Linked DNA regions of Homo sapiens: region 2 is linked to region 1. A link is a loop called in an ENCODE intact Hi-C map of the cell type or tissue named here. Cell type or tissue: B cell. All regions are shown on one strand. Links, peaks and the distances in the headings refer to the core of each region. The heading gives the core; the rest is flanking DNA. Region 1 overlaps PRKCB (protein kinase C beta). Region 2 overlaps PRKCB (protein kinase C beta).

What was found. Hi-C counts contacts between places; a loop is a spot of excess contacts. Peaks named below come from ENCODE experiments on the same cell type or tissue, not always from the same donor. Only the 100,000 strongest peaks of a DNase experiment are listed, where the experiment ranks them.
Region 2: a loop joins it to region 1, with 1.9 times the contacts of the local background. A loop is called at or near these places in 2 of 110 quality-filtered maps.

What each region holds. Positions count from the first base shown.
Region 1 is chr16:24,067,752-24,076,446 of GRCh38, reverse strand. All of the region lies in intron 5 of PRKCB (protein kinase C beta), which reads right to left. Among named protein-coding and RNA genes, the nearest start is that of MIR1273H, 130 kb to the left of the region's middle. RefSeq lists enhancers at 1-119, 120-932. In B cell, for the core only: CTCF peaks have their summits at 5,208 and 5,410 (motif pointing left); a DNase peak (open chromatin) is centred at 5,356; H3K27ac peaks cover 1,786 bases.
Region 2 is chr16:24,119,741-24,129,265 of GRCh38, reverse strand. PRKCB (protein kinase C beta) reads right to left here. Exons shown (of 17, transcript NM_002738.7): 9 at 5,285-5,431. Among named protein-coding and RNA genes, the nearest start is that of MIR1273H, 79 kb to the left of the region's middle. In B cell, for the core only: no CTCF peak of the experiment used is centred there; no DNase peak of the experiment used is centred there.

The sequences.
Region 1 (8,695 bases), core at 4,115-6,614:
GCTGAGCTCCAGGATGACAGAGAGAATGGATGAAGAAGCAGATAAGGCCCCCTTTTTGCTCCATGATTCACCCCTCTGATCTCCATACTCTGAATTAGCCCCACCTTTCACCTCTTTTAACCAGAAAAGCCAAAAGCACTCCTGTACATCTGCCAACAACTGCCAATCCTGGAAAGAGGCTGAGTCCAAATCCCAATTGGGCTTAACTGGGGCATATAAATAAGGCTTTTCACATGCTCCAAACAACTCCCCTTTCCCTCACACCATGACTGAGAAGTCCTGTTTCAGAGAGTGGTTCTCAAAGGGTGTGGCCCAGACTAGCAGCGTCAGCATCACCTGGGAACTCATTAGAAATGCATGATCTCCTAATGTTATTCCTCCCACCTAATGTAAATGACGAGTTAGTGGGTGCAGCACACCAACATGGCACATGTATACATAGGTAACAAACCTGCACATTGTGCACACGTACCCTAGAACTTAAAGTATAATAACAAACAAAAAAAAAGAAATGCATGATCTCAGGCCCTGCTCAGACCTGCTGAATTGAGGATGGAACCCAGCAACCTGTATTTTAACACACTTTCCAGATGACTCTGATGTGACACTCATGTATGAAAACCACTGCTTTTGACCAGTGTTGTTGAAGCCAGCCTCACCAGGGTAGGAAGAATTCTGGACAGAAATATAGTTACAATTCAGCATTAATCAGGCTAACTTTGACCCACTTCCTTGCAACTAAAAGTCAGGTAACACTGGATACTGACCATTTGCAACCTCGTTGTTCCTACAGATAGGATTTCTGACATTAGAATCATAGGCTTTTGTTTAAGAGTTGCTTAAACAGATCCTGAATTCCAGCAGAATAGCTGATGCCAACCAGTTTAAAGACCCCAAACAGAGGAACTGAATCAGCAAGAGAACACAGCTTCTTTATCTCCCTGTCCCATGACTCCATCCTGCTCTTTTCCACCAATCAACAATCTCCACACTTCAGCCCACTGCAAAACCCTTAAAAATCCTAGCCCCAGACTCCTCTGGGAGATGGATTTGAGGTTTCCTCCTGTCTCTTCCCTACAATTAAACCTGTTTCTCTGCTGCAACTCAGTGGCTTAGTGTATTGACTTGCTGCATGCATTGGGCAGTGAACCTATTACAGTTACACTGTCCAATAGAACTTTCTAAAATAATGGAAGTGTTTGATGTCCAGTATAGTAACCACTAGCCACATGAGGCCACTGAATACCTGAAATGTGGCTATTGTGTTGGAAAAATTGAGTTTTGCATTTTATTTAATTTTCTTTAATTAAATTTTTTTTTTTTTTTTTTGAGATAGGGTCTTGTTCTGTCACCCAGGCTAGAGTGCGTGGTGCAATCATGACTCACTGTAGTCTCAACCTCTTGGGCTCATGTGAGCCTTCTGCCTCAGCCTCCCGAGTAGCTGGGACTATAGGCATATCCCACCACATTTGGCTAACTTTATTTTTTGTAGAGGCAAGTTTTTGCTATGTTGCTCAGATTGGTCTCAAACTCCTGGCCTCAAGCAATCCTTCCACCTTGGCCTCCCAAAGTTTTGGGATTACAGGTGTGAGCCACCAGGCCAAGCTCGTTAATTTAAATTTAAACAGCCCCACGTGGCTAGTGGCTGCCATATTGCACAAAGCAGCTTAGACCGTTGCATCAGCCTCCTTACAGATTTCCCTCCCCTCCTCGTCTCCTTTCAGGTCACCCTATAAGCTTCAGACAAATTAATCTTCCCAGAACGCAGATCTTATCATGTCATTCCTACTCTCAGAACATCCTCACTGACTCACTGTTGCCTACTGATTTTAAATACATGTTCTTTTTGTTCTTTTTTAGTAAGCCAAAATGTTTTATTCCAAAATATGATAGAAAATAGATTAAATAATAATAGTTGACGGTGAATGAGCTCTTACTATATGAGCCAAGCACTATTCTAAGGACTGCACATGAATTATCTCATTGAATCCTTACAAGAACCTTATGATGTGAGTGTTACTGTTTTCCCCATTTTACTGATGTGGAACCTGACAGCTGAGGGGGTTGAGTGACTTGTCCAAGGTATACAGAGAGCTGATAACAGTAGAGCGGGATTTGAACCCTCTCTGTCTTCCTCCCAAGGCTGCACTCTTAGGCACGACATCACAGTGCCTCGGAAGATCCATCTGGGTCAGATTATTTTTCCCTCTTAGGGTGCCCCTTATGAAATCCATAACCATGGTCACACATTCTATGGCAGTAGCTTCGAGGTGTGTCTTAAACACATCACTTGCTCTTCTTTTTTTTTTTTTGAGATGGAGTCTTGCTCTGTCACCCAGACTGAAGTGCAGTGGCATGATCTCGGCTCACTGCAAGCTCCACCTCCTGAGTTCATGCCATTCTCCTGCCTCAGCCTCCCCAGCAGCTGGTACTACAGGCGCCCGCCACCAACCACGCCCGGCTAATATTTTTGTATCGGGGTTTCACCATGTTAGCCAGGATGGTCTCGATCTCCTGACCTCGTGATCCGCCTGCCTCGGCCTCCCAAAGTGTTGGGATTACAGGCGTGAGCCACCACGCCCGGCCATCACTTGCTCTTCTATAGAGAACAAGCAAAAGCTATCATCAGCTGTCTTGGACTCCTTCTGGAAAAGATCAACATATTTACCCCCAAAATAGCATCTTTCCATCTCAGAAGGAATACTGGACACATTTTAGGTAAAGTCAGCACATCGTTTATCGAGGTGTTAAAAACATGGCTTAGGGGCTAGGGGATGAATATTGAACTTTAGACTGAGACATTTAAAAAACCGGCCAGGCGCAATGGCTCACACCTGTAATCCCAGCAATTTGAGAGGTCAAGGAGGGAGGATCACTTGAGGCCAGGAATTTGAGATTAGCCTGGGCAACATAGCAAGACTTTGTCTCTACAAAAACAATTTTCACGATTAGCCAGACATGGTGGCATGCGCCTGTAGTCCCAGTAACTCAAGGGGCTGAGGCGGGAGGATCACTTGAGCCCAGGAGTCTGAGGCTGCAATGAGCCAACATTGTACCACCGTACTCCAGCCTGGGAGACAGAGCAAGATCCTGTTTCTAAGAAATAAATAAAAATGGCAAAAATGTTTAAGGCAGGTAGGATTCAAACAGGTGGGCAATGGGAGGCCATCTTTAGGAGAGGTTCTTACAAATACAACAGTTCTAATCCTGACCTTAATCACAGGGCTGATAGTCAAAATATTTAGCAAGCGGTTTATCCATCAGATTGGAGACAGCCAAAGCCCTGGGGTAGATGTGAAGGCTCCCACTGAACTAGACATTCACCTTTTCATTATCAGATCACATCCAAGGGCTCTTGGAGAAGAAACTAACAAGGCCAGAGAGGCAGAGGACATCTGGTGGTATTTCTTAGTTGCCAGCTGGCATAGAGATATTTTGATGTTTTGATAATCATCTCTGATCAAGATGACTGAGCACTGCATAAATACTTCCTCTTTACAGTAAGGTATACTTGAGCTACTGAATAGTTTCATTTTTAAACAGCCTTAAAAAGAGAGAGAGAGTTAGGCCAGGTGCGTGGCGCACACATGTAATCCCAGTGCTTTGGGAGGCTGAGGCGGGTGGATCACCTCAGGTCAGGAGGTCGATATCAGCCTGGCCAACATGGTGAAACCCCGTCTCTACTAAAAATACAAAAATTAGCTCGGTCTGGTGGCACAGGCCTGTAATCCCAGCTACTTGGGAGGCTGAGGCAGGAGAATTGCTTGAACCCAGGAGGCAGAGGTTGCAGTGAGCAGAGATCATGCCATTGCACTCCAGCCTGGGTGACAAGAGGGAAACTCCATCTCAAAAAAAAAAGAGAGAGAGAGAGAAAGAGAGAGTTAAAGAAAGCAGATTGGCTGGTTGTGGTGGCTTACACCTGTAATCCCAACTCTTTGGGAAGCTGAGGTGGGAGGATCACTTGAGGCCAGGAGTTGGAGACCCCCATCTTTATAAAAAATAAAAATAATAATTATCTGAGCATGGTGGTGCATGCCTACAGTCCCAGCTACTTAGGAGGCTGATGTGGGAGGATTGCTTGAGCTCAGGAGTTCCAGGCTGCAGTGAGCTATGATCGTACCACTGCACTCCAGCCTGGGTGACAGAGAAACACCCTGTCTCAAAAAAATTAAAAACAAAAGCAGATTGATGGTTGCCAGGGGCTGGGAGAAGGCAGGGATGGGTAGTCACTGCTTAATCAGTATGGGGCTTTATTTTGGAATGATGGAAATGTTTTGGAACTAAATAGCAGTGGTGGTTGCACAACACTGTGCATGTACTAAATGCCGCTGAACTGTTCACTCTAAAACAGATCATTTTAAGTCATGTGAATTTCACCTCAGCAAATTTTTAAAAACAAAAGGCGGGGGTGGGGTGGGGGTTAAACTCTATCCAAATTGCAATCAGCCCATAAACAAGTAGCAAACTGAATTGGGCACCCTCATGATAATAATAACATCCTTGCTGAGATCCTGGAGCAGGGCCCAGTGATGCCGACGACCCCTCCAGAATGTGTCCACTGTGATCATTAACTCCACAAAGGCTTGGGCATGGTTACTGCAACTCAACGCCCTCTTCGGCCCCCACCATAACTTTCAGCCTTTCCTGCACCATCTCCTTATATGGTGTAGGCCAGACTCCAGCTAGCCTTGGCTGCCGGCTGTTCCCTGTAAGATCCTGCCTCCATAGGAGGAGACAGATGGGATCTAGTGTCCAGGACCACATCCCACAGCTACTGCCCAGAGACATGTGCAGAGCGGACAAGCCAGGCAGGTACTCACTCTCTTTACTACCCTAGGACCTTTACCCCCAATCACAAGTAGAACCACTGGCCCTGTTGAGTTGAGCTAGACTAGCATTCTCAATTCTGGATCCACATTAAAATTGGTGGAAATTGGAAGGTTGGACGGGCTCCTCTTATTCCTTTTCCCCAGTCCTGTTTGTCTTTTTTTTTTTTTTTTTTTTTTTTTTAGACAGGGTCTCACCATGTTACCCAGGCTAGTCTCAAACTCCTGAGCTCAAGCGATCCACCCGCCTTGGCCTCTCAAAGTGCTAGGATTACAGACGTCAGCCATCGTGCCCGGCCATGTTTTGTTTTCAAGGCAATGCAGAGAAGAGGTAGCTCAGGCTCCTCTTACCATACCAGATATGCAGAGTTCTGAGAGGTCTGAAGGCAGAGTAAGTCTCAAATGGAAAGCCAAGAGAGAATGCTTAGGGTATATCATGAAGACGAGGTCATTAAGCTCCTCCCCTATCTCTGAAAGCCCCAAGAGCAGCATCCAAGTCCTTAACTCACATCCTCACATCAGCCCTGGAGTGGAGGGGGGCTTTGAGCTCCCTCTTCAGGTCACAGTGTGTACTAACTACCCTTTGTCCAGATGGTTCCCTCCCTTGCCTTTGGCCCAAAGCTCATTCATCCTTCTAGTTAGATCTATAAGGCCACCTCTTCCCAGAAGCCTTTCCTGACTTCATCTGACCCATCACAGGATTTCTTCCTTTCTTATCTTCAGTGACACAGTATACTTTAGAGAGATATGTACTTGCTTTACTTGTTCTGCTATATTAAATAGAGCTCCTTAAGGGAAGGGACTATGACTTCCTAATTTTTCTGGCCAAGGGCTTGGCCTCAGGATCAAACAGACCTGAGTTTGAGTTCAAAGTGATACCACTTCCTGGCTGCGGAGGCTTGGAGGATTACTTAACCTCTCTGAGCCTCAGTTTCCTCATCTGTAATATGAGAATAGCAACAGTGTTCCCTCATAAGATGGCTGAGAGGGCTGAGGAGCTATATACTTCATGCTATTATATGCGTTGTAATGACTGCAACCTATTTTACACTCAACAACTCCTAGTCATTATTATTATTCTGTTCTATTAGGTGCCTGGGATACTATTTTCTATATATTTCATATATACTTAATAAATGATTTTTAAATGTCATTAAATTCCCTGGTTTCAAGGCCGGGCGCAACGGCTCATGCCTGTAATTCCAGCATTTTGGGAGGCTGAGGCAGGCGAATCACTTGAGGTCAGGAGTTTGAGACCAGCCTGGCCAAGATGGCAAAAATCCGTCGCTACTGAAAATACAAAGATTAGCCAAGAGTGATGGCACATGCCTGTAATCCCAGCTACTTGGGAGACTGAGGCACAAGAATCGCTTGAACCCAGGAGGCAGAGGTTGCAGTGAGCCAAGATCGTGCCACTGCACTCCAGCCTGGACGACAGAGCAAGACCTTGTCTCAAAAAAAAAAAAAAAAAAATCCCCTGGTTTCCTGCAAGATGAAAAGCTTACCATCACAGGGCCCCAATCCCAGTGTAAGTTAACGTCCCTTCCCTGGTTGCCCAGGACACCTTGCACTCGTGTCTGGCACAGCAGTCCTAACACTTTGCTGTAATTATCCATTTATTTGTCGTATTGACAGTGGTGACGCCATAGCCCAGCACAGTGTGAGCCACACACTGAAGGAAGGAAGGAATGGCCATGAATCACGTCATCTCGGGAGTACCCGTTGGGAATGGAGAAGAATCTTAAGACCTCCAGCCCAGAGAGAATATACAGGTTTTGTGATTTGTTCTAGGCTCTGATGATGTCATGACAATAACAATGACAACTTTTATTGAGCACATACTATATGCCAGGCACTGTTTTGTTTTGTTTGTTTTGTTTTGATACAAAGTCTTGCTTTGTTACTCAGGCTGGAGTACAGTAGTGCAATCACGACTCACTGCAGCCTCAACCTTTGGGGTTCAAGTGATCCTCCCACCTCAGCCTCCCAAGTAGCTGGGACTACAGGTGTACGACCATGCCTGACTACTTCTTAAAATTTTTTGTAGAAATGGGGTCTCACTATGTTGCAGGCTGAAATCAAACTCCTGGGCTCAAGCAATCTTCCCACCATGGCCTCCCAAAGAGGTGGGATTACAGGCATGAGCCACCACGCTCAGACCCAGGCACTGTTTTAAGCACTCTATACACAGCACAGCACTGCTCGTCCCCAGTGCTCAGCCTCTTCCGGGCCAAACTTCAACGTCTCACTCTGGGAGGCAGGAATCCAGCAGCTGAAAGAAGTCAGTCTTACATGATTTAAAAACAGGCTGTTCTGAGGCCATCTGCTTCATTTGCCCCAGGACATGGGGACTGGACCAAACTGTCCTCTAACACGGCACCTCCTGCATTTCATGTACCCTTATCTGATCTAAAGCCACTTTCTATACCAAATTAGTCAAGTGTGATGGTGAGGAGCTTAAACCCAGAGATCCTGGCAGATCAGCTCTGCCATAGAGCAGCTTTGTGACCTGAAAGTTACCTAACTTCTCGGTAACTCAGTCTCCTTGTTTAAAAAATGGGGCTAATGATAAGGATGTTGGCTCATAGGAATGTTACAATCATTATAAATTAATAGAATGTCTGGCATATGGTAAACATTCACTATGTGCTACTTTGTTATTATTGGCTCTTATTTTATATCGCTGTCTCCATAGTGTTCTAGCAGAATGCTTAGCAACCTTTACTTCACTATCTTCACTCCCCAAAGTTCTCAGGGTCCCCTACCAGGATCTGAAAGAAATGAGGATTCCTCACTCTATCACTGATGCTCACAACACCCTTCTTTAAAAATAATTTTCTGAACCAAACAAATATTACCTTAGATCTTATCCCAAAATTAAATAAATGCTTTCATTTGTATATTCACCTTCTGGTCTTTTTCCATGTTAACATTCAATTTTTACATAATTATACCACTCTAAATCTATTTTGTATTTTATATTTTTATTTAATATCATACCACTTGGGGCAATGATAAAGTAGCTCTCCCACTGAGAGCAACTATAAAAGCCAGATAAAAAATATTTTTCAAGAAACTGGAATTTTGAAGGAATTAGAATTAAGATAAGTCCAATATTCTGTGTGTGGTTTTTTTTTTTTTTTCCTTTGGGCCATAAATCAATTCTCAACACAGGGCAAAGGACTAAGAAGCTAGACAGAGGGCACCTGCTAAGAAGGAGGGAGGCCACCAGAGCTTGAAGCTTATTCTTGGGGCTAGGAATCAAAGCTTCCAGGGAAGGCAGGACTTGAGGGGCCAAATCATAGTGGGAGGGGAAGAGCAGAGAAGTGAACTCAACGCTAGGCATTGATTTTTCTCTTGAGTCTCTACCAATCACACTGCAGAGGTTGAGACACAAAACAGAAATCAGCTGAGAGGTTTTGTCAGGCTTATGGTGCTAGAGAAACAAAAATTGGGGTTCAGGACCCAGTTAAAAGGAGGGCCCTGGCAAGTCTTCAGCCTCAGAGTTGGAAACCTCTACACCATAGGAGTGGAAATGAACCAGAAATAGAACAAACCTTACGAAGGCTATAAACCAGCACACAGTGAGCTCGATCACCACCAGAAGGGTGACCCCAACCTGCATGGAAAATAACCTCTTCCTCAGCTCTCTCTCTCTCTCTTTTTTTTTTTTTTTTTTGAGACGGAGTCTCGCTCTGTCACCCAGGCTCACTGTAACCTCCGCCTCCCAGGTTCAAGTGATTCTCGTGCCTCAGCCTCCCCAGTAGCTGGGATTACAGGCATGTGCCACCATGCCAGGCTAATTTTTGTATTTTTGGTAGAGATGGGGCTTCACTATGTTGGCCAGGATGATCTCAAACTCCTGATCT
Region 2 (9,525 bases), core at 3,197-5,696, 54 kb before region 1:
ATCCATAGGCAAGAGTCAGGGGTATAAGAGAACAAGAAAGCCTCCATTCAAACTTTCCTGCATACTATTTTTTAAAGACGTGGATCATACAAATCATTACCATGAGCACATATGAAATCTCAGAAGACACACAGTATTAGCATTCATTAAATATTTAATGCATGTTTATTATGGCAGCACATTAGGGTTAGAGGAATCACGTTTATAATATAAAGAGTTATCCTTGTGCTGTGTATATACTTGATCAAGTATTTGCTGTATTTACTTTATAAGGTAAGCTTGTATCATCAATCCGGACGGTACAAATCTGCCCAATTTATATATATGCAGCATAATTTTGACTCCAGCAATCATTCAAAGTTCAATTCTTGAAAGACGTTGGCAAAACTCAAAGTTTCAAGGCATTATAAAAACAGACAGTTAAGGATAAAATTCTAAGCACCATTAAGCACTAAATGAAAAACCACCTATTGGGTACTATGCTCACTACCTGGGTACAATATACCCATGTGACAAACCTGCGCATGTACCCTCTGTATCTAAAATAAAAGTTGAGAAATAAAATAATTTTTAAACGTGAATGACACGTTTGAATGCTCTGTATTAAAAGTCCTAGAAGGCATCTACCTCCGAGTAAGCCAGCCATGCCAACAGGCCCTGCTTTGGTAAGATAGCCCTTCCAGGTAAACACTTCTGCCTGTTTAAAAAAACAAACTCTCCACAGTTTTCTTCTTTTGAAAGATTTTGAAACGGGCTTACACATTTGAAATTCAATGTCCTTCACCATTGCTTCCTGCCTTGTTTCATTTTTACAGGGCTTACCAAAAGGCTTGTGCCATTCCCTAGTTGCCCCACAAATTATTAGTGGGGCTGTTGTTGTTGTTGTTGTTTGAGACAGTGTCTTGCTCTGTCACCCAGGCTGGAGTGCAGTGGCACGATCTCGGCTCACTGCAACCTCCGCCTCCTCGGTTCAAGCGATTCTCCTGCCTCAGCCTCCTGAGTAGCTGGGAATACAGGCGCCTGCCACCATGCCCGGCTAATTTTTGTATTTTTAGTAGAGACAGGGTTTCACCATATTGGCCAGGCTGGCCTCGAACTCCTGACTTTGTGATCTGCCCACCTTGGCCTCCCAAAGTGCTGGGATTACAGGCGCAAACCACCGCACCTGGCCATTAGGGTTTAAAAACATGTTTTGTTTTGTTTTGTTTTGTTTTCCTGGGTTAAGGGAGGTGGAAACAGATTACCCCAAAGCCCCATCACTTTCATCTTTCGAAGGGGAAGAGCAAATCACTGCAGCTGTGTTCTTCTGTTTATGGAGATTGATCTATATACCTAACCAGACTGCAAAATGTTCAAAGTTGGAATTCAAATATAAAACCTGCATTAATTTACAACCCTAGTTGGCAACACTAGAGTTGCAAAGGATTACTCTGTTTTAAAGGATCATAGAGGTGTTTGTTATTCTACTTTGCTTTCATGACTTACTGTTGTTTTCATCTATGATTTATCTGATGCTATATCTCCAGTCTGGAACAGAGTTCTCAATTATTATAACAGTTTCCATGGAGACATATGATCTATTCTCTCATTGCTCCCCAGTGATTCATTCTCCTACGACTCCACCCACTACCCCCCAACCCCAATCCTTTCCATGGGACTCTCCAGAACTTCCAATCCTCCATCAAACATCCTCTCGTCTGTTTTGTTAAGTGATCAAAAACAGGCGTAGTACATGAACTTTTGAGTTAATAAGGACAAGAATAAAAAATGTTAAATTAGCTCAGGGGGACTGGAAAGACGCAAATTAACTGAATAAAAGTGTTCACATAGGGAAAGCAGTAGCAGTAAGTGGTCAGAGAAAGACGTGAACTTGGGTAGGAGCAGGACTTCTCAGTGTTTATCCTTTTAATATAATCTTAATGATGAATCATGTGAATGCATTGCTTATTAAGAATATCATGGCCGGGCGTGGTGGCTCACACCTGTAATCCCAGCACTTTGGGAGGCTGAGGCAGGCAGATCACCTGAGGTCAGGAGTTCAAGACCAGCCTGACCAACATGGAGAAACCCCGTCTCTACTAAAAGTGGAAAATTAGCTGGGCGTGGTGGCGCGTGCCTGTAATGCCAGCCACTCGAAAAGGCTGAGGCAGGAGAATCACTTGAACCTGGGAGGCGGAGGTTGCGGTGAGCTGAGATTGTGCCATTGCACTCCAGCCTGGGCAACAAGAGAGAAACACCGTCTCAAAAAAAAAAAAAAAAAAGGAAAAAAGAAAGCATATATATATATAATTTAGGACAGGTGCGGTGGCTCACACCTGTAATCCTAGCACTTTCTGAGGCCACGGCAGGATGATTGCTTGAGCTTATAAGTACTTGAGCAGCCTGGGAAACATAGTGAGACCATGTCTCTACAAAAAAATACAAAAATTAGGTCAGGTGCGGTGGCTCATGTCTGTAATCCCAGCACTTTAGGAGGCCGAGGCGAACGGATCACATGAGGTCAGGAGTTCAAGACCAGCCTGGTCAACATGGTGAAACCCTGTCTCTATTAAAAACTACAAAAATTAGCCGAGCGCGAGACTGAGGCAGGAGAATCACTTGAACCCTGGAGGTAGAGGTTGCAGTGAGCCGAGATGGCGCCATTGCACTCCAGCCTGGGCAACAGAGTAAGATTCTGATTCAAAAAAACAAAAACAAAAATTAGCCAGGCATGGTGGTGCATGCAGTTATTTGGGGGTCAGAGAAAGATGTGAACTTGGGTAGGAGCTGGACTGCTTGAGTCCAGCATGTCGAGGCTGCAGTGAACCGTAATGCACCACTACATTCCAGCCTGGACAAGAGAGTGAGACTCTATCTCAAAAAGAAAAAAAAAGTGCTCATTTAATTTGTAAAAACTCAGCTTATTAGAACCTCTTCTTTATTTAGGCCACTTTCTTCCTCATCATCAGAGAAACTGCTCCATGTTTGAAATCTCAATGCCTCAATTCTTCCTAACATTTTACGTATCTTGACCTCATCTATTTTTTTTTCATCCTTAGACTTCTAAACTCCCTTTTTCCCACCCAGGTGATGACCCTCTTTATGCTAGACATCTTCCCCAACCCAATCTAGATACCATTTTCATTCATGTATTCAACATGCTTTTCTTGAGCACTTGGTACAGGCTCTGTGGATCTGCAGTGGACATCTCTCTTCCCAGAATCCTTAACTCTCTTTCTTCCATAATCTTCTAGTTCACTGATTCTACTAATCCCACGCTTAGTTCAAATCCACCATCTCCTTCTCCATCTCCACCCCAGGGATACTCAGAGCTGCTGGTAAAAACCATACAACGTTGTGGACCACTGCCAACTGCCTATTCCCAACCTTAGGGACTGGATGGGCCATCTTACTGGCTGCCCTTACTCTCTATTCCCATCCCATGCTGAAGCTCTTCAGACTTTGAGCCATCATTTCAGATCCCTTAGTCCATCTCAGTGGATGCCCTTGCCACCCACAGACAGAGAGAATCCACGCATTCAATCTGGGCACTGAATGAATTCCATCCCTAGGCTCTGAAATCACAGTGGCGACCACGACGGAGAAGATCCCTACTCTTGTGGAGCTTAGACCTTAGAAAGGGAAGAGAGAAAAAATCAACAAGGACACAAGAAAAGCATTGCTCAGTGATGGGTGCCATGAGAGAGTTAAACATAATGGACAGTGAATGAGCGGCAACTTTTCAGTGGGTAGTTGGGGAAGATTTTTCAGAAGAAGTGGCGTCTAAGTTGAGATGTGAATTGCAGGAAGCAGCCGGCCTTGCAAACAGCAAAAGGAGCTGAATCACAAAGCCTCTAAGGGAGGAAGGAGCTTTGTGTGTTTCAGTGACCCAAGAGCTGATGTTGTGGCCAGAGCACAGTGGGTGATGGGGAGGAGAAAGAAGAAAGGAAGTCACACAGAGAACAAGGGCCAGATGATAAAGGGTGATACAAGCTAAGGATGTAACATAGAATTGCTTCTAATTGGATGGAAAGTCATTGGAGGGTCTTAAGCAGGGGAGCCCCTTGACCTAATGTAAGCTTTAAAAAATTATTACGGCTACGAAGTAGAAAGTAAATTAATTATAGGTAACAAGATTGGGATTGCAATTAATTATAGGTAACGATTAATTATAGGTAACAAGATTGGGATTGCAATTAATTATAGGTAACGATTAATTATAGGTAAAAAAGATTGGGATTGGGATTAATTATAGGTAACAAGATTGGGATTGAGAAACCACTGAGGAGTTTCTGCAGTTATCCAGGTGATATTAATGATTAGATTTGGGTGGTATTAGAGAGATGAAGAGAAGTTAGTGAATACATGATATACTTTGAAGGAACTGTCAGAATTCGCCAATGCATTGTACATGGCTGTGGGGGGCGGTGGCCAGGAACAGTGGGAATACAGGAAAGAGGGAAGCTCAGGGATAACTCCCAGGTTTTTGGCTTACGTTACATAGATGGAAAAGAAATTTATATTTTTTGCACACCTGAGTTCATGGTATGAGATTTATGCTAGACATCTTTGTGGCACGCAAAGAGACTAAAAACCCCAAAACAACACTAAATGAGTCAGAAATACTTATAACACAATCTCAACTTCAGTAAAACAGCATCTCGCAGTATCTATAAAAGCGTCCAGAAACACTGTATGAGTCCCAGGGTCATCCTTCCACTGTGCAACTGTTTGAAAGGAACCGTTTCCATTCTTGGCTGTCAGAGTGATCTTTTCCAAAAGGCAAATCCGATCGTGTCACTAATCTGCTTAAAAAGGTTCAATGGCTCCCCGCTGCACTGTGAGTGAAACCCAAACTCCTCATTGTAGCTTATAAGGTTTGCATCCTTGGGCCCTGCTTATCTCTGCAACATCACGTCCTATACCTCCTTCTGCTAGTGACATTTTGCCCCAACACCTTCTGATGGTTCCTAGGATGCACCCAGCCTGTCCCCACCTTGGAACTTTTGCACTTGCTCTCTTCTGAGAACATTCTTTCCTAGCTCTTTGAAAGCATAGCTAGTTCTTTCTCATCATCCAGGTCTCAGTATATGTGTCACCTCCTCAGACTGAAAGGGTCGCCTTTTTGTTTGTGACACAGCACTCCATTCATTTCCTTCATGGTATTCATTACAAAGTGTAGTGTGGCTCTATTTACTTCTTACTCTCTCTCCCACTAGGACGTCCGTCCCATAGGAACAGCAAATGTGCCTGTGTTGTTAGATGTTCCTTCCAAAGCAGGTGGAGCCACCAAATCATACCATACCTTGCCAAAGCTGCCTTTCCCCAGCACCATTAGGAAGTTAAAATCGGTCAGTTTCATCCGGTCTCTGTTGCCATTGTTGTCAAATTTGGAGACAGTGTTGGTCGTCTTTTCTTCCGGGACCTTGGTTCCCTGACTGATCTTGGCCCTCTGCAAAAAGGAAGCACACAGAAAACATGCTCAGGGTTTGAGGACGATCTTGTAGGAAGGCACAGGCACACAATGGGAAGCTGTAGTTCCTGCAGCTCCGGCACCCTGTCCCCATGAAAAGCATAGCCATGCATCACTCCACAAGCCTGAAACCTGTCGGACATCCTTTGCAACTCCATCTTTCTTTTATCCCTCATGTCTCAACCATAACCAGAACTGTCATTTCTTTCCTCCCAGCTGTCTCTAGAATTCATCTACTTCTTTCCATCTCAACCATCACTACCTGCCATCATCTCTCACCTGCACAAGGCACAGTGATTTCCCTTACACTGGGTTTCACACACAACCACAGTGAGCCTCTCATCCAACCAAGTCCCCTCCTGCTTAAAATGTCTCAGTGGCATCCCATCATTTTCAGGGTAAAGATCGAGGTGCTTTCATGGACTTGTGTGTTTAGGCCCTACCTGGCTTTCCAGCTCCATCATTGCTAGGGTGCTTCTTCTCTGCAATGTAGCTTCATTCTCCTTTCACTCCCCTGGATGTCCCAGGCCCCTCCAACCACAGGGCCTTTGCACCTGCTGCTGCTACTGTGGTACAAATGGCTATTCTCTCCCCTTCAGCAACCCAGCTTGGGGTTCACATTTTCATGGCTCAGGGAAGCCCTCATCGATTCTCTCTGTCTGCACTAGGTTCTCCTCTGATTTTCTTCCTTCATCCACTTCTCTTCCCATAAATACTGGAGGATAACTGCCTGTTCACTTGTTTCCTTCCAATAAATTGGAGACTGTTGTGGACACGGAATATTTCTCATTCTCCATGGTTTTCCTGACAACTAGTATAGTTCCCAACTAAATATTTGTTGCATAAATGGATGAGTGAGGGCCACGTGTGTCCTCAGTGCAATGGGAGAGGGACTCCTTGCCATGAGCTGTGGAATGGGGCTCAGAGTGGCAGCAGGTGCTTTGGAATGAGGCAAAAACTGGAAGCCATGAGTGGGAGACCTGCAGCTGCCAGGACTTCGTTACTGGATTCACGTTTAGCAGAGAGAAAACTGTGGAGTTAAAAGCTCATGTGTGGCTGGGCACAGTGGCTCACACCTGCAATTCCAACACTTTTTGATGCTGAGACAGGAGATTCGATTGAGGATAGAAGTTTGAGAACAGCCTGGGCAACATAACAAGACCCTGTCTCTACAAAAATAAAGAAAGTTAGCCAGGCAAGGTGGTGTGCACCTGTCATCCCAGCTACCTGGGAGGCCAAGGTGGGAGGACTGCTTTAGCCCAGGAGTTAGAGGCTGCTGTGAGCTATAATCACACCACTGCCCACCAGCCTGGGTGACAGAGTGAGATCCCATCTCTCTCTCACTAAAAAAAAAAAAAAAAAAAGCCTCGTGGTAGAATCCTCTGACATGAATCAGCTGTGTGGCCCAGAATACATCAGTTAAGTCATAACATTCCTCTGCCCAATATATATACCATCCCATTATTCTCAAAGTAAAAGCCAAAGGCCACAGATGACTGAGCCCCTCTGATTTCAGCCTCCTTTCTACTTCCGCACTGGCCTCCTTGCTGCTCTCTGAATGCACCAAACATGCTCTTACCCCAGGGCCTTTGCACCTGCTGTTCCCTCTGCTCAGAGCACTCTTTCCCCAGAACTCTCTCACCTCTGATAAGAGGGCTCTTCCCTGAACACCCTACATAAAATTGCTCTCAGCAATCTCCATCCGCCTTACTTACTTGATTTTCTCTAAAACACTTGTCACCATCTTACAAACCATATATTTACTTGTTTCCCAATTTATCATCTTTCTCCTTATACCAGAATGTAAGCTCCCCAATGGCAAGGATTTTGTCTGTTTTGCTTTCCACTGTTTCCCTGGTACCTAGAGGAGTATGGCACAGAGAAGGCACTTAATTTGCATTTGGTGATTGAAGCTTCCTAAACATTCATCACCTTTTCAAGACATGGAGATGATGACATGAAATGATGTATCACAGAGTCCTTAGTATCATTCCTGGCACACAACACATGCTCAGTGAATGGTAGCTATTATTATTGTTGCATTATTTGGTTGCTTTGAAGATAAAGAGGCAAAATAAATCTTTCCAAAGTTTTGAATATCAGGGAAGATTCATTCATTCATTCAAAAAACATTTATTGAGGCTGGATGTGGTGGCTGATGCCTGTAATCACAAAGCTTTGGAAGGCTGAGGCAGGACTGCTTGAGGCCAGGAGTTCAAGACCAGCCTGGGCAACACAGCCAGACCCTATCTCAAAAAAAAAGTTTAATTAGCTGGACATGGTGGCAGTGGGCCTGTAGTCCCAGCTACTTGGGAGGCTTAAGGCAGGAGAATCCCTTAAGCCCAGGAGTTGGAAGCTGCAGTAAGCTCTGATCACTGTATTGCACTCCAGTCTGGGCAACAGAGCAAGACTCTGTCATAAACAAACCAACAAACAAATCAAAAATTCTTGTTGAGTACCTGCTACATGCTAAGTGCTCCTCTAGGTGCTGAGGATACATCAGAGGGCAAAATGGATACAGATACTCTGAAAAAACGTGCATTCTAGCTGGGATTGGGTCCTCCATACTGTGTCCAAAAGGTATGTTGGGGTTGCTGAAGTAGATAAACTGGTATTGGCAGCAGGAACAGCATTTATGGAACAGAGGGGAAGACACATTCAAGGAATGAAACATCGTCTGGCTGGATCATGAAATGCAAGGCAGATATGGCACAGGAGGCAGACAAAGTGTTGAAAGGACCTTAAGAAATTCAGGCTGACTATGAGCATGACAGACAGCCTTTGAAAGGTTTGAAGCAGGGCTATGGTATGACCATACATATTTAACAGGTCACTCTGAGTGGAGAGGAGACCCCCCAGCACGTGGGCTGAGTGATCACTAGGAAGTCACTGCATTATCAAGGAGAGAAATGATGAGCCAGGCATGGTGGTGTGTGCCTGTAGTCCCAGCTACGCGGGAGGCTGAGGTGGGAGGATCCCCTGAGCCCAGGAGTTGGAGGTTGCAGTGAGCCATGATTGCACCACTGCACTCCAGCCTGAGTGATAAAGGGAGACCCTGTCTTAAAAGAAAAAAAAATGATGGACTCAGTTGTCTGCAGTGTAGACTGAACAAAGTGGATCTATTTGGGAGACAGACTGACCCCAGATGGGTAGCAGATTGGGCAAGGGAGAAGGGAGATTGGAGATGAAGGACAGCTCCCCAGCCTCTGTTCTGACCAACTGGCAGGATGCTGGTTGTTTCCACTGAGATGAGAAGAAGCGGAGGAGGAGCAAGTTTGGAAGTGTGGGGAAGAGGGTGGGCAGAGATGACCGGTGTGATTTCAGGCATGTTGAGATCCCCTCTTCCCCACAGCAGCTTAAAACTTCAAGGTTTATTTCTCCCTCATGGGGTGCATATTCCACTGTTACCATATAGGAACCATGGCTAACAAAGCATCCGCCATTTTCTCTTTATTCATGTTTTGAAACTTGAGGTGGGCACCGCAAAGTGCACCAATCTCACGTGCACAGTTCTGTAGATTTTGACAAATGTGCACACCCATGTAACCCAAACCCCAAACAAGACGCGGAACATTTCCATCACCCTCCAAAAGTTCCCAGTCGACGCCCCCCGCAACCCCCGCCACTAAGGCAATCTCTGTTCCAGTTTCTATCCCATAGGTCAGTTTTGTCTGTTCTTGAATTTCATCTGAACAGCATTGTAGAGTGTGTACTCTTGTGCCTGGCTTCTTTCACTCATCAAAATGTTCTTGAAATGCATCCATGTTTTTGCATAAATCGGTAATTTGTCTCTTTGTATTGCTGAATGGCACTCATTGTTGATGTTTATCCCGTCTCCTGTGTACAGGCATTTGAGTTGTTTCCCCTTTCGGCCTACTAACAACGCTGCTGTGAATATACTTGGTCAGTTTACTTTGCAGTAAGATATGTTGAGGTTTAACCCAAGTGTAAATACCCAGTAAGCAGTTGTATACATGGGTTTGGGGCTTGAGCAAAGATATCTGGACTGGAGACAGAGATTTGGGGTGTAGAGGCAACGAGGGGGTAGTTAAAACTACAAGGTCATCTTATTT